Regions from separate parts of the Homo sapiens genome. Here region 1 is linked to region 2. Evidence: chromatin contacts called from ENCODE Hi-C or POLR2A ChIA-PET data. All regions are on one chromosome and are shown on one strand. The core of a region is the stretch at or near the end of the contact, and the rest is flanking DNA. Distances in the headings are between cores, read along the strand shown.

Evidence for each region. Hi-C counts contacts between places; a loop is a spot of excess contacts on that map. ChIA-PET counts read pairs that join two places held with the same protein, here RNA polymerase II (POLR2A). Pooled maps may share reads with other maps.
Region 1: a loop to region 2 is called in a pooled map, with 4 times the contacts of the local background. The contact joins the promoter of RPS18 here to the promoter of DDX39B-AS1 in region 2. A Hi-C loop is called at or near these places in 1 of 37 single-sample maps with no recorded cell type and 5 of 50 pooled maps. POLR2A ChIA-PET finds 5 or more read pairs at or near these places in 2 of 52 experiments (B cell and MCF 10A).

The regions. Positions count from the first base shown.
Region 1 is chr6:33,270,498-33,276,562 of GRCh38, reverse strand. RPS18 (ribosomal protein S18) reads right to left here and starts at 4,488. Exons shown (of 6, transcript NM_022551.3): 1 at 4,441-4,488; 2 at 3,837-3,935; 3 at 680-766; 4 at 497-598; 5 at 296-387; 6 at 52-172. The coding sequence starts at 4,443. The coding sequence ends at 97. It overlaps VPS52 (VPS52 subunit of GARP complex), which reads left to right and starts at 4,687. Exons shown (of 20, transcript NM_022553.6): 1 at 4,687-4,977. The coding sequence starts at 4,888. RefSeq lists an enhancer at 1-42.
Region 2 is chr6:31,540,896-31,546,412 of GRCh38, reverse strand. It overlaps DDX39B-AS1 (DDX39B antisense RNA 1), which reads right to left and starts at 4,109. Exons shown (of 2, transcript NR_133675.1): 1 at 4,017-4,109; 2 at 3,275-3,704. DDX39B (DExD-box helicase 39B) reads left to right here and starts at 4,410. Exons shown (of 11, transcript NM_004640.7): 1 at 4,410-4,463. It overlaps ATP6V1G2-DDX39B (ATP6V1G2-DDX39B readthrough (NMD candidate)), which reads left to right. Exons shown (of 13, transcript NR_037853.1): 2 at 204-304; 3 at 4,265-4,463. It overlaps SNORD84 (small nucleolar RNA, C/D box 84), which reads left to right and starts at 5,235; the gene lies at 5,235-5,312. It also overlaps ATP6V1G2. RefSeq lists enhancers at 1-271, 3,982-4,903, 3,781-4,980 and a silencer at 3,753-4,668.

The sequences.
Region 1 (6,065 bases), core at 3,239-5,738, 1.7 Mb before region 2:
AGGACCCAGCACTTTAACATTCCCTATTAGAATGGACAGAAAGGACAGGAAGCCATAGGTATATAAACTATTTATTAACAGACAAGGCCTACAGACTTATTTCTTCTTGGACACACCCACGGTGCGGCCACGGCGGCCAGTGGTCTTGGTGTGCTGGCCTCGGACACGAAGGCTGCAGGTAAAAAGAGAAGAGTCACAGGTCATGCACAGCAGAAACAAAAGGTTGGGGAAAAAGAAGAGCGAGTAGGAGGAATGCTGAGTCGAGGTAGGCAGGGAGATGAGACCCCCCACTCACCCCCAGAAGTGACGCAGCCCTCTATGGGCCCGAATCTTCTTCAGTCGCTCCAGGTCTTCACGGAGCTTGTTGTCCAGACCATTGGCTAGGACCTGGATTCAGAGGAGGGGGCAAGGGATGTTTTATCCCCTGACCTCCTATGCCCAATTCTGTTAGGACCCTCCACCCTTCCTCTAATCCTGCCCTCATTTCAGTACACACCTGGCTGTATTTTCCATCCTTTACATCCTTCTGTCTGTTCAAGAACCAGTCTGGGATCTTGTACTGGCGTGGATTCTGCATAATGGTGATCACACGTTCCACCTGGCAGGCAGACCAAGGTCAGATCTAGATGGACCCCTTTCTGAGGCTGACCCCACCCCCAGCCCCCTTCCTTGTCCTCACCTCATCCTCAGTGAGTTCTCCCGCCCTCTTGGTGAGGTCAATGTCTGCTTTCCTCAACACCACATGAGCATATCTTCGGCCCACACCCTGAATGAAGTGAGGGGTTTCGGAATTAGTGTTGAATCTGATTTTTAAATTCCTTTATAGCCTCATTCAAAAAGCTCACAAAGGTAGGATCTGCAATAATCTATTTTGCAATCCCCTAGGTCACCCTTTCCTCACCCACCTTTCCAGATATAAACCGTTCGACAGAAGGTTAACTTTGGGCCGGTCGCAGTGGCTCACGCCTGTAATCCCAGCACTTTGGGAGGCCCAAGTGGGCAGATGACATTGAGGGCAGGAGTTCAAAACCAGCCTGGCCAACATGGTGAAACCCTGTCTCTACTAAAAATACAAGAAAAGTTGCTGAGCATGGTGGCAGGTGCCTGTAATCCCAGCTACTTGGGAGGCTGCAGCAGAATAGCTTGAACCTAGGAGGTGGAGGTTGCAGCAAGCCAAGATCACGCAACCACACTCTAACCTGGGCGACAGTGAGACCCCGTCTCAAAAAAAGAAAAAAGTAACTTTGTTCAGGGGTATGACTGAATCATGAACACAGAATTTAGTATTACAGACAACCCTTTGAAAGCAGGCAGTATCTTTTTTTTCCCCCATTGCTCAGCATATGTAGTTGTCACTAAGTGCCTTCTGATTCTTGCATTTAGGAGAACAAGGGGCCTGCCACTCCAAGCTGATGCAGTAAACCAGGGTCTTATGAGTTACAGGCTTTGATTAAGGTATTGGGCTGTCAGTTCCTCAGAATCTCTAAGGGTCACAATTATTTAGGCAAATCACTGTATCCCCATAATCAAAGTATTCCAAGATCACAAACTCAATTTTGTCAGTGCCCAGAACTGACTGCCCAAGTTATTATAAAAAGAAACTAATGCTTACATTGGTAGCATCACATCAACACCAGCACTAGCACCCATGCCATCTGAACTCATGAACCAAAGTGATTTGGAGAGTGAAGGAGGAACTGAATACTGAGCCCTGCCCCTCATTTTGTCCAACTAGAACATCAGAATGTGGCCCTATTTGGAAATAAGGTCGTTACGGAAATAATTAGGTAAAATGACGTTATATTTGATTAGGGTGGGCTCTAGATCCAATGACAAATCATGAGAGAGACACGAAGAGGACCATGAGATGACAGCAACAGATTGGAGTAATGCAGCTACAAGCCAAGGAACACTAAGGATTACTGACAACCACCAGAAGACAGGAAGAGGCAAGGTAGGATTCTTAAGTGCCTCCAGCGCCAAGAGTAATTTTCTGCTTAGTTTATATGAACTTGTTACAGTAGGCTCCAGGAAACTAAAACAAATGGCAGTTCCTATCTGCAAGAAAGAGATCAAGGGTTGGCTTCACCGTGGCTCATGCCTATATGCCTGTAATCCCAGCACTTTAGGAGGCTGAGGCTGGAGGATCACTGAGCCCAGGAGTTCAAGACCAGCCTGGACAACACAGCAAGATCCAGATTAGCCAGATGTGGTGGTGCACACCTGTAGCCCCAACTACTTGGAAAGTTGAGGTAGGAGGATTGACTTGAGCCCTGGAGGTCGAGGCTGCAGTGAAGAGTGATTCCGCCACTCCAGCCTGGGCGACAGTCTCAAAAAATAAATGTGGCTGGGTGCAGTGGCTCACGCCTATAATCCCAGCACTTTGGGAGGCTGAGGTGGGTGGATCACCTGAGGTCAGAAGTTTAAGACCAGTTTGACCAACATGGTGAAACCCCATCTCTTCTAAAAATACAAAAATTAGCTGGGCGTGTGCCTGTAATCTCAGCTACTTGGGAGGCTGAGGTTGCAGTGAGATAAGATTGCACCATTGCACTCCGGCCTGGGTGACGGGGTGAGACTCTGTCTCGGGATAAATAAATAAACATGACCAAGGGTCAAATTATTAGGTTGATTCAGAAGAGAGCAGGGTCTTTCAAATTTATTAATTAAATGACGAGGTTTCACCATGTTGACCAGGCTGGTCTCGAACTCCTGACCTCAGGGGATCCGCCCACTTCAGCCTCCGAGTGAGCCACTGCACTAAGCCTCAAATTTAATTATATGTTTACAAGTGAAAAGATTTACTTCAAAATGGGTGTGGGAAGAGATATAGATGAAATAAGATTTCTAATTTTTAGTTAGATACATCCATGAAGGTTATTCTCTATTACACTTATGAATGCTGCACCTCTACTTAAGCCTCACAGCCGGTCTCTGAAATAAGTACAGTATTTCACACTGCCTTATTAGTTTCACAGAGCACCCAACAGAAGGAATTTCCCTCTACAAATTCCTCAACAGAGCCAACAGTATCCCTACTACTATCCATTCCCTAACGTCGCCTAAGTACCTACCATGCAACAGAAGCCAAGAAGACAGGCCTAGCCCTGCACGCATGGACACATACTGGTAGGCTATTTCCACAACTAACTACACATTCTGACTTAAGGGAAAAAAAAAGAACGTTATGTATCTAGAAAGCCAAGAATTCATTAGGTTTGTGGAGAGAAATACTCAAGTGAAATAATATTCTTGCATTCATTGATTCGATTCTTAAAAGCCAAAGAAAGATGGATGTACTCCTTCACACTTCGACAGGAAAGGAGTGTCAATTATGGCTCATCTGAGTAAATGTCCCACTCAGACTTCTTCCACCCTCCATCTACAGGCTTCTTCACACTTTTTATCTGTTGGTATTTCTACTTATCCCTCAAGATGCCCAATAATCCTCCAATTCTCAGGGAATATAAATTTCGCAGGAAGGGTTGCTGTTATGATGGTGGGATGGGTAAAGAAACCGAATCTAGAAGAAATCTCACAAGCTCGTGGTTCAGGAAAATCTTAGCGAATTCGGGTGAGCAACCATACCTCCTCCCCACTTCCCCAGGTGAAATGTTTTGGCTTGACCTTAGACCACTATCTTGGCTTTAATCACTTATTTTCTGTGGTAAATGCTAAAGGGGTCAGTCTCTCCCTAAACCACTTTCTTTTCTTAATCCAGCAGTCAAGGTGATCTGGATGAGACTCAAGTCTCCCCAGCCTTGCTTCATTTTTGCTTATGTCTTCACAACCCAATTCTCATTTACATTCCCTATTCCTTACCCTACTTCACTTACCTTAATGGCAGTGATGGCAAAGGCTATTTTCCGCCGCCCATCGATGTTGGTGTTGAGTACTCGCAAAATATGCTGGAACTTTTCAGGGATCACTAGAGACTAGTTGAAAAAGTACGGGGGAAGAAATCAGACACAGTAAACTATCAAACAGTAAGGCCGATAAGGCAAACGAACTTCATACAAAAAGGTTAAGCCTGTCACACAAGTGGCAAGACACCCGCCCCCCATTCCTTAGGTTTTCACACCACAGAGCAAACTCCTCAGTCCTGCAGAGTAGGCACATGAAGCGTTCAAGCTTGGGAAAATGCAACCTCTGGAGAGAGGAAGCAGGTCTCCTGCCCATTCCCAAAAGTGCGTGGCAAAAGCCAGAGTTCCCCATATACGCCCAAGCCTTAGACAGCTTTCGTGCGCCCGAGCAGTGACCCTTCCTCGGGCCCGCTCTCCGGAATTGGAAATCTTTGGTGTCCCTTTCCAGGGACGCGATCCAAGGCTCCATACAGAAAGTCGCAGGCCCTCAGGGCAGGACGTTTCCAGAACCCTGACAGCCGGCTTTCCTTGCCCGAGCTGCGATGCCGCTGGATCACGGCACGGATTCCAGTCTTACCATGGCTGCAGCACAAGCGGCGGCGTGTAGGCCTCCTGTGGAAGAGAGAGCGGAAGTGACGCGATATCATTATATAGCTTCCAGGAGGAAGAGGCGGTGCGATCTAGGAGAAGTGCTTCCGGAAACTGTTTCAGCGCGACCTGGCTGGATTTATGAGAGTATGGCTTGGGTACCACAACTTCCGGTGCGCCTTTCTTTACAGTTCGTAAGGTTCATAGGTAAGAGAACAGCGAAGGTTCCGGGGCTAGTTTGTGTTTCAGACTTCCATATTTCCATTTGCAGTTGGGTGAAGTGGTTAGAGCTGAAAGGGGACAGCTGGAGTCAAACAACTTAACTCAAATATCTGGGAACGATTTCGCGCTGAGGAAGACCCTTTGGGACTTGTAGCTCCACTCCGGGGAACGGACTCGCCGGGACTGACAGTTGCCGGAAGTGAGGCTGCGGGGAATGGCCGCCGCTGCGACCATGGCGGCTGCGGCCCGGGAACTGGTGTTGCGGGCTGGGACCTCAGATATGGAGGAGGAAGAGGGCCCGCTGGTGAGAGCGCGGAGCTGTTTCTCCTCCGTAGTTCCGGTGCTCCTAGCTTCAGAAAGACCTGAGCTGGGTTTAGGCACAAGGGTGGGAACTTGGCTGCTACCCGTGATATTACCTGTTTGGCTCCCCGTACCCTTCCCTGTGATCAGACCCGACCCTGAGCGGGACCCTAGTGGCTGAAACTCATGTTCTGGGGCACAAAATTTCAACTTCACTCCACATTTTGGGGTAGAGTCACGAAGTAGTATAGTGTAAAGGTTAAGAACATGGCCTCTGAAGCCAGACTGCCTGAGTTCTATCTCTGCCACTTACACGCTGTGTGCCCTTGGGCAAGTTAACCAGCTTCTCTGTGCCATCATTTCTCACACCTTTAAGGTGAGGAAGATAGAACCTATTGTATACATCGTCGTTAGGATTAGATGAATATGTGTAAGATTGCACCTGGCATGCAGGTAAACACTATGTGTTTTGACATTTCTAGAAAGCCTGGGGTTCCCCAGAGGTGTGATAGAACACCCAAGATGGCAGGAGTCTGAGGGTCTTAAATTTAAGTGCAAGTTCTGCTCTATCCTCTGCAATTCCTAGCTTTCCTCATTCGGTCATCTCCACTGCACTTTTTTTTTTTTTTTTTTTTTTTTGAGACGGAGTCTTGCTCTGTCGCCCAGGCTGGAGTGCAGTGGCGCGATCTTGGCTCACTGCAAGCTCCACCTTCCGGGTTCACGCCATTCTCCTGCCTCAACCTCCCAAGTAGCTGGGACTACAGGCGCCCGCCACCGCGCCCGGCTAATTTTTTGTATTTTTTAGTAGAGACGGGGTTTCACTGTGTTAGCCAGGATGGTCTCGATCTCCTGACCTCGTGATCTTCCCACCTCGGCCTCCCAAAGTGCTGGGATTACAGGCGTGAGCCACTGCGTCCGGCCTCCACTGCACTGTCTTGTCTTTTACCTTTTTTTGTTTTCTTTAGACGGGTTTCCCTGTGTTACCCAGGTTGACCTTGAACTCCTGATCTCCTCAAACAATCTTCCCGTCTCAGCTTCTAAGTAGTTGGGACTACAAGGAGCCCACCACCATGCTGGGCTACCTCCACTGTC
Region 2 (5,517 bases), core at 2,860-5,359:
TTTGGGAAAACCCAAGGCTGGCGGGAAGACAGACAGCTAGGGTCTGGAGGCTGGTTAGGAGGGAAGAAATGGATGGATATTAGAATCTGGCACCTGGTTGGCTGAGAGAAGGCTGTATAACTTTCTGGAAGGGACTGACTCCTGCTATTACATTGTGTGTGTGTGGGTCCATCCCCACTCACTGTCCTTTCTTCTGCCTCCAGGGAAGGCCCGGCGACTGAAGCAGGCAAAGGAGGAGGCACAGATGGAGGTGGAGCAATACCGCAGAGAGCGAGAGCACGAATTCCAGAGCAAGCAGCAGGCGGTGAGTTGAGGCAGAGTCGGGTTGAGACCCCACTGCAAGTTGGTGGGTGCATCTAGTGAGGTGTGTAAGGGTGACTCAACAAGAAAATATGGTGGCAGAGGGCTGAGGCTGAGGGGACCCTGGCAGGGACCACAACATTGGTGAAACTTTGTGATGATATGTAGGAGAGTCTGGGAGTTTTGAAGGCCACATAGAGCTTGTGGGCGGAATGCCACAGTCTGTGTAAAGTATAACATCTATGTGGAGTATGATTAACATTTGTGGTGGAGGGTAGAGTTTTATGGTCATGGATGGTGAGGTGGTGGGGATATTACGGTCTGTTTTAGGATGAAGTTGCATGTTAGGTCTAAGGGGAAAGGGGACTGTGTTGATCTCTTTGGTGTTGGGATATTTCTGTGGGATGGGGGTGGTTTCTGAGAGGGCCTTTCTTCTAGGCTTTGTTTCAGGATCTTTCCCCTCATATGCCTGGACCCTTGTCTGTTTCTGCTTTTCCCTTTCTCTCTTCCACCCCTCTCCCTACCCCCCAGGCCATGGGCTCCCAGGGGAACCTGTCTGCTGAGGTGGAGCAGGCTACAAGGCGCCAGGTGCAGGGCATGCAGAGCTCCCAGCAGAGAAACCGAGAGCGTGTCCTGGCCCAGCTTCTTGGCATGGTCTGCGACGTCAGGCCCCAGGTCCACCCCAACTACCGGATTTCTGCCTAGGGCCACCGTAGGGCCTGACTCCTTCTGCCAGTTCCCTCCCTCAAAGAAATCCTCCAATCAAAATCACCTCCCACCATAATCCCTGTCTTCTTTCCATCCCCTAGAAATCCTGGGAGGCAGGATCCAATAATTTTCCTGTGACACTTATAAATATCCTGCTCACATCTGAATCTCCTTGTTGTTCTTTAACCCTCACTGGGACTTTGTAAACTTCCAAGTCATTCTCACCTAAACCCTCTGTGAAATTTGTAATATGGGGAAGTAGGAATGTGGAAAACATCCTGACTTCAGTGTCTGGCCGATGTGGGTCCCTCTCTTGACCCTGTCACTTGCTGGCTGTGAAACCAGGACAAGCTACTTAACTTGGTAGCCTCGATGTCCTCCTCTGTGAAACTGGGATGATAATAATGCCTACCTTGTGAGGGTTGCTTCAATGATTAGGAATCATTCTGTAAAGTCTAGCACAGTTCCTTGCATGTTGTAGCAGTGATTCAGTAAGTAGCAACCCTGTGATACTATTACCACCACCTGCTCACTGGTCAAAACCTACACAGCTGTTTCCTCACGTCCATCACTGGCTCTCTAATTCCACTTGTTCATTCTGTGACCCTAGTTATTTTCTGAAAAATTGGTTCTTCTCTTTTCCCAGAGACCTTCTGATCTCCAAAAAGAGGAGATGACTACATTTAGCCCCTCTCTTATAATTCCAGGTAGATAACTGCATTTTGTAGCCTCTCTTTGTTTTTCTTTTGCTGATCTTTGTCTTTATTAGATTTTCCTCCTTTCCTATTTCCCCAAAGACTTATCAGATGCTCATTGCTTTCTAAGATCTAAAATGATACTGTGTTCCCTCATATGCATGCCCTTCCTTTCTATATCCTTGACACCTTACTTTCCCATTGTAACAATAAAAAAAGTATCAATAAAATAATTATTGGCAAATAAATTGGTGAGTTGAAGCAGCCTCCTTTTGCCTCATCATTTCTCATTTTCAGTCACTTTGTTTTTTTTTTTTTTGAGATGGAGTTTTGCTCTTGTTGCCCAGGCTGGAATACAATGGCGTGATCTCAGCTCATTGCAACCTCTGCCTCCCAGGTTCAAGCGATTCTCCTGCCTCAGCCTCCCAAGTTGCTGGAATTATGGGTGTGTGCCACCACGCCTGGCTATTTTTTGTATTTTTAGTAGAGATGGGGTTTCGCCATGTTGGTCAGGCTGGTCTCAAACTCCTGACCTCAAGTGATCCACCTGCCTTGGCCTCCCAAAGTGCTGAGATTAGAGGTGTGAGCCACTGTGCCTGGCCTTCAGTCACTTTCTTGTTTTTTGTTTACATATTCCCTAAACAGCCCAAATGGCTATCCTTTGAAACTTCTTGGAGAAACAAGAACAAGTAGTACTTTATTATTTCTCTAAAGTGAGAAACATGGTTCCTCATTTGGGAATCTGAGGACTATAGATCGCAACTGTAGAGAAAAGCTGGAGTGTAGGAGCAAGTGCTCTTTGCCCCTTTACCTTGCATTTTCTTCATAGCACTTACTGCTACTGGTTTTTTGAGACAAGGTCCTGCTGTGTTGCCCAGGCTGGAGTTCCAGCTCACGGCAGCCTTGACCCCCTGGACTCAAATGATCCTCCCACTTCAGCCTCCTGAGTAGCTGGGATTACGGGCGAGTGCCACTATGCCTTGCTAATTTTAAAATTTTTTGTAGAGATGGGGTCTCACTTGCCCAGGCTGGTCTGAAACTCCTGGGCTCAAGCAATCCTTCGGGCTCGGCTTCCTCAAGGGTTGGGTTACAGGCCTGAGCCACTGCACCCTGACCACTTATCGATACTTGACATTATATTTGTGTTTATGTGTTTTCTTTCCTGTAATGTAAACACTGTGAGAACAGGGCTGTTCACCGTTGTGTCCCCAGATCCTAGGACAACATGTGGCACAAGGGAGGCAGTTGATAAATACTTTTGAATAAATTAAATGATACTTGGGAAAATACCTTCTATGACACCATTCTTGAATTAGTTACTTCATTTGTCACTGAAGACAAGCTTACTTCACCAAGAATTTGAACCAATAAGGTAACCTGCAGTGTATTTACTAACCAGATTCTTTGAGCAGGGAGGCAGAATACAATAGAGAATGAGAGATGTTTGCATCCTGGCTGTAACCTCACCAGCCGTACTGCTTGAGATATGTTGCTTTGCTTCGCTTCTGTCAATAAGATGAGAATAACGGTACCTACTCCTTAGTATTAAATGATTAAGTATGTTAACAGGGAGAGGGCCAAACGTTTGTTGTTTTATTACACAGCAGGACATCAGGTCTTACTTTTGTAGCTCCCCATCTCAAAGACGGGGATAGCAAATGTTTCATTCAGGAAAAAAATCCAGGTTGAACAATGGGGCTGTTGGGGCGGGGCCAAGAACATTCTGCTCGAATTAACAGTATTAATGGGCCGGGCGCGGTGGCTCACGCCTGTAATCCCAGCACTCTGGGAGGCCGAAGTGGGTGGATCACCTGAGGTCATACATGGGTGAAGCCCCGTCTCTACTAAAAAAACAAAAATTTGCTGGGCGTGGTGGCGGGCGCCTGTAATCCTAGCTACTCGGGAGGCTGAGGCAGGAGAATCGCTTGAACCCGGGAAGCAGCGGTTGCAGTGAGCCGAGATCAGGACATTGCACTCCCGCCTGGGCGACAGGGCGAGACTCTGTCTCAAAACAAAAACAAAAACAGTATTAATGGAATGTAGTATAACCCTCAAGCCCTACTATTAACACTTGGGGCCGAATCCAGACCCCGTCTTCCCGCTCGGATTCAGAACACCTTCCTGACTCACTGGCCCTAGGGCATCAGCTACCTCGGACAGCATCCTTTTGGGAAAATACCGCCCACCAGCCCCACGACTGGGAAAGAGTCGGGAAACACCCCCGAGCAATCCAGTTCCCTGAGACTTCCCTCCTCCCTCCCCTCAGCTAGGGCCTGCCGGTTCCTAGTGCGTGCCCAGCAGTCCTCAGGTCACCTTCACTACCGGGCCAAGGACCCCGTGGGAACTCGCAGCCTTCGCCACACTCGTTCCTCGCGCATCCATGGAGGGGTGCCTACAGAGAAGACCTGCGTGGCAAAAACCTAAACGAAGAGATGAGGGGCATGGAGAGGAGTAGGATAAGAGAATAAAGATAACAGTGGGGGGGAGACGTTAGTTTCCTTTATATCTTTTGTTACTGGCGGTAGCAGTGAAGTTAGAAACGGTTTTAAAACAAATTTCAGACAGGCATTTTCCAAAGGCAAGCCTGGAGCGCACGGATCTGTATAACCGCGGAAGGCCCTGTTTCCGGTCCCTTGCGCCTGCGCTCTTGCAGCCAAGAAGGCGGGAGGCTGGAGTAGAGGGAAGCCTGCAACCGGAAGTGAAGGCAGATTTCCCTCCTTCGTCGCTGTTGCTGCCGCCATACGCGCTCTCCCTGTTTAGGTAAGCTTTGGCCTTCGCTACAATCCGTTTCCATCTGCGCTTCTCCGCACCCATCCCGTCACATGGGTTCCTGATACCCTTTTCACAGGCGATGGTCTGGTCGCTGGGGCCTAGTTGGTTCGCTATTTCCTTAGCTTGCATCCCTTTCGAGAGCAAAGAGCTCCTGGGGGAAGGAAGGGAAGCTAAGGGGGGACCCAATCCAAGATGGTGTCCTCGGCGCCATTGTGTTCGTTTTGCTCCCTTCTTCCAATGGGTTCTTCTCATATTGGAGGCCTCAGCATCAATGAGAGGCGGCGCTCGGCGTCCCTTGGTCTTGGTATTTGCGGAGGGCGGGGCTCTTCTCACCTTCCTTGTCCTTTCTTGAGCTCTTTCTCGGCCCTCGGTGGGACTGGGAGGAGGAGCTGGTTTCTGGGCCCAGTTGGATTTTTCTCACCTTGACTTGCCCAACTTAATTTGGAGTGCCTTCCAAGTGTTTACGATACGATTGGTGTCATTGTATGTTTCTCCAAAAGGAGTCTCACCTTCGTAGCGTAACAGTGATGTGAGACCACTTGGTAAAGATCCTGTTAAAGCCTGGGCGGGGATTGCCTTTCTCTGTCACCTATTAGCTTTCTTATTGTAGGGTGGAGACATGAATTTTGTTTTTTTGTGGCCGAGCCATTTGTCTTGCACCGCCCCTCCCCCCCATGCTAATTACACAAGGCTTGCTTAAACAGCGGAAGGGAGGATACTGAGAAGTGGGAGGCTGAGAGCTATGGGAGGTGGACGGCGGCCATATGATGTTTTCTTTTCGAAAGGTGAGCGCTTTGCGCAGTGATGACCCTCATCTATCACCCTTGACTGATGGCTGCTGAGTTAGGCATCCATAACGGTGGGATTATAATAGGGAAAGCGGAGTCTTCCTTTGAGGACTTTTCAGGACTCTACTTGTCATCTCCATTTTCCACTTTACTAAGTTATTAGTCGTATTTTACCTTTTATTATCTATTCTATTTCCTCACTGTTACTTTCAGATCAAGAATTTATAAGTTGGTCTTCCCCTTCCAACTTTTCT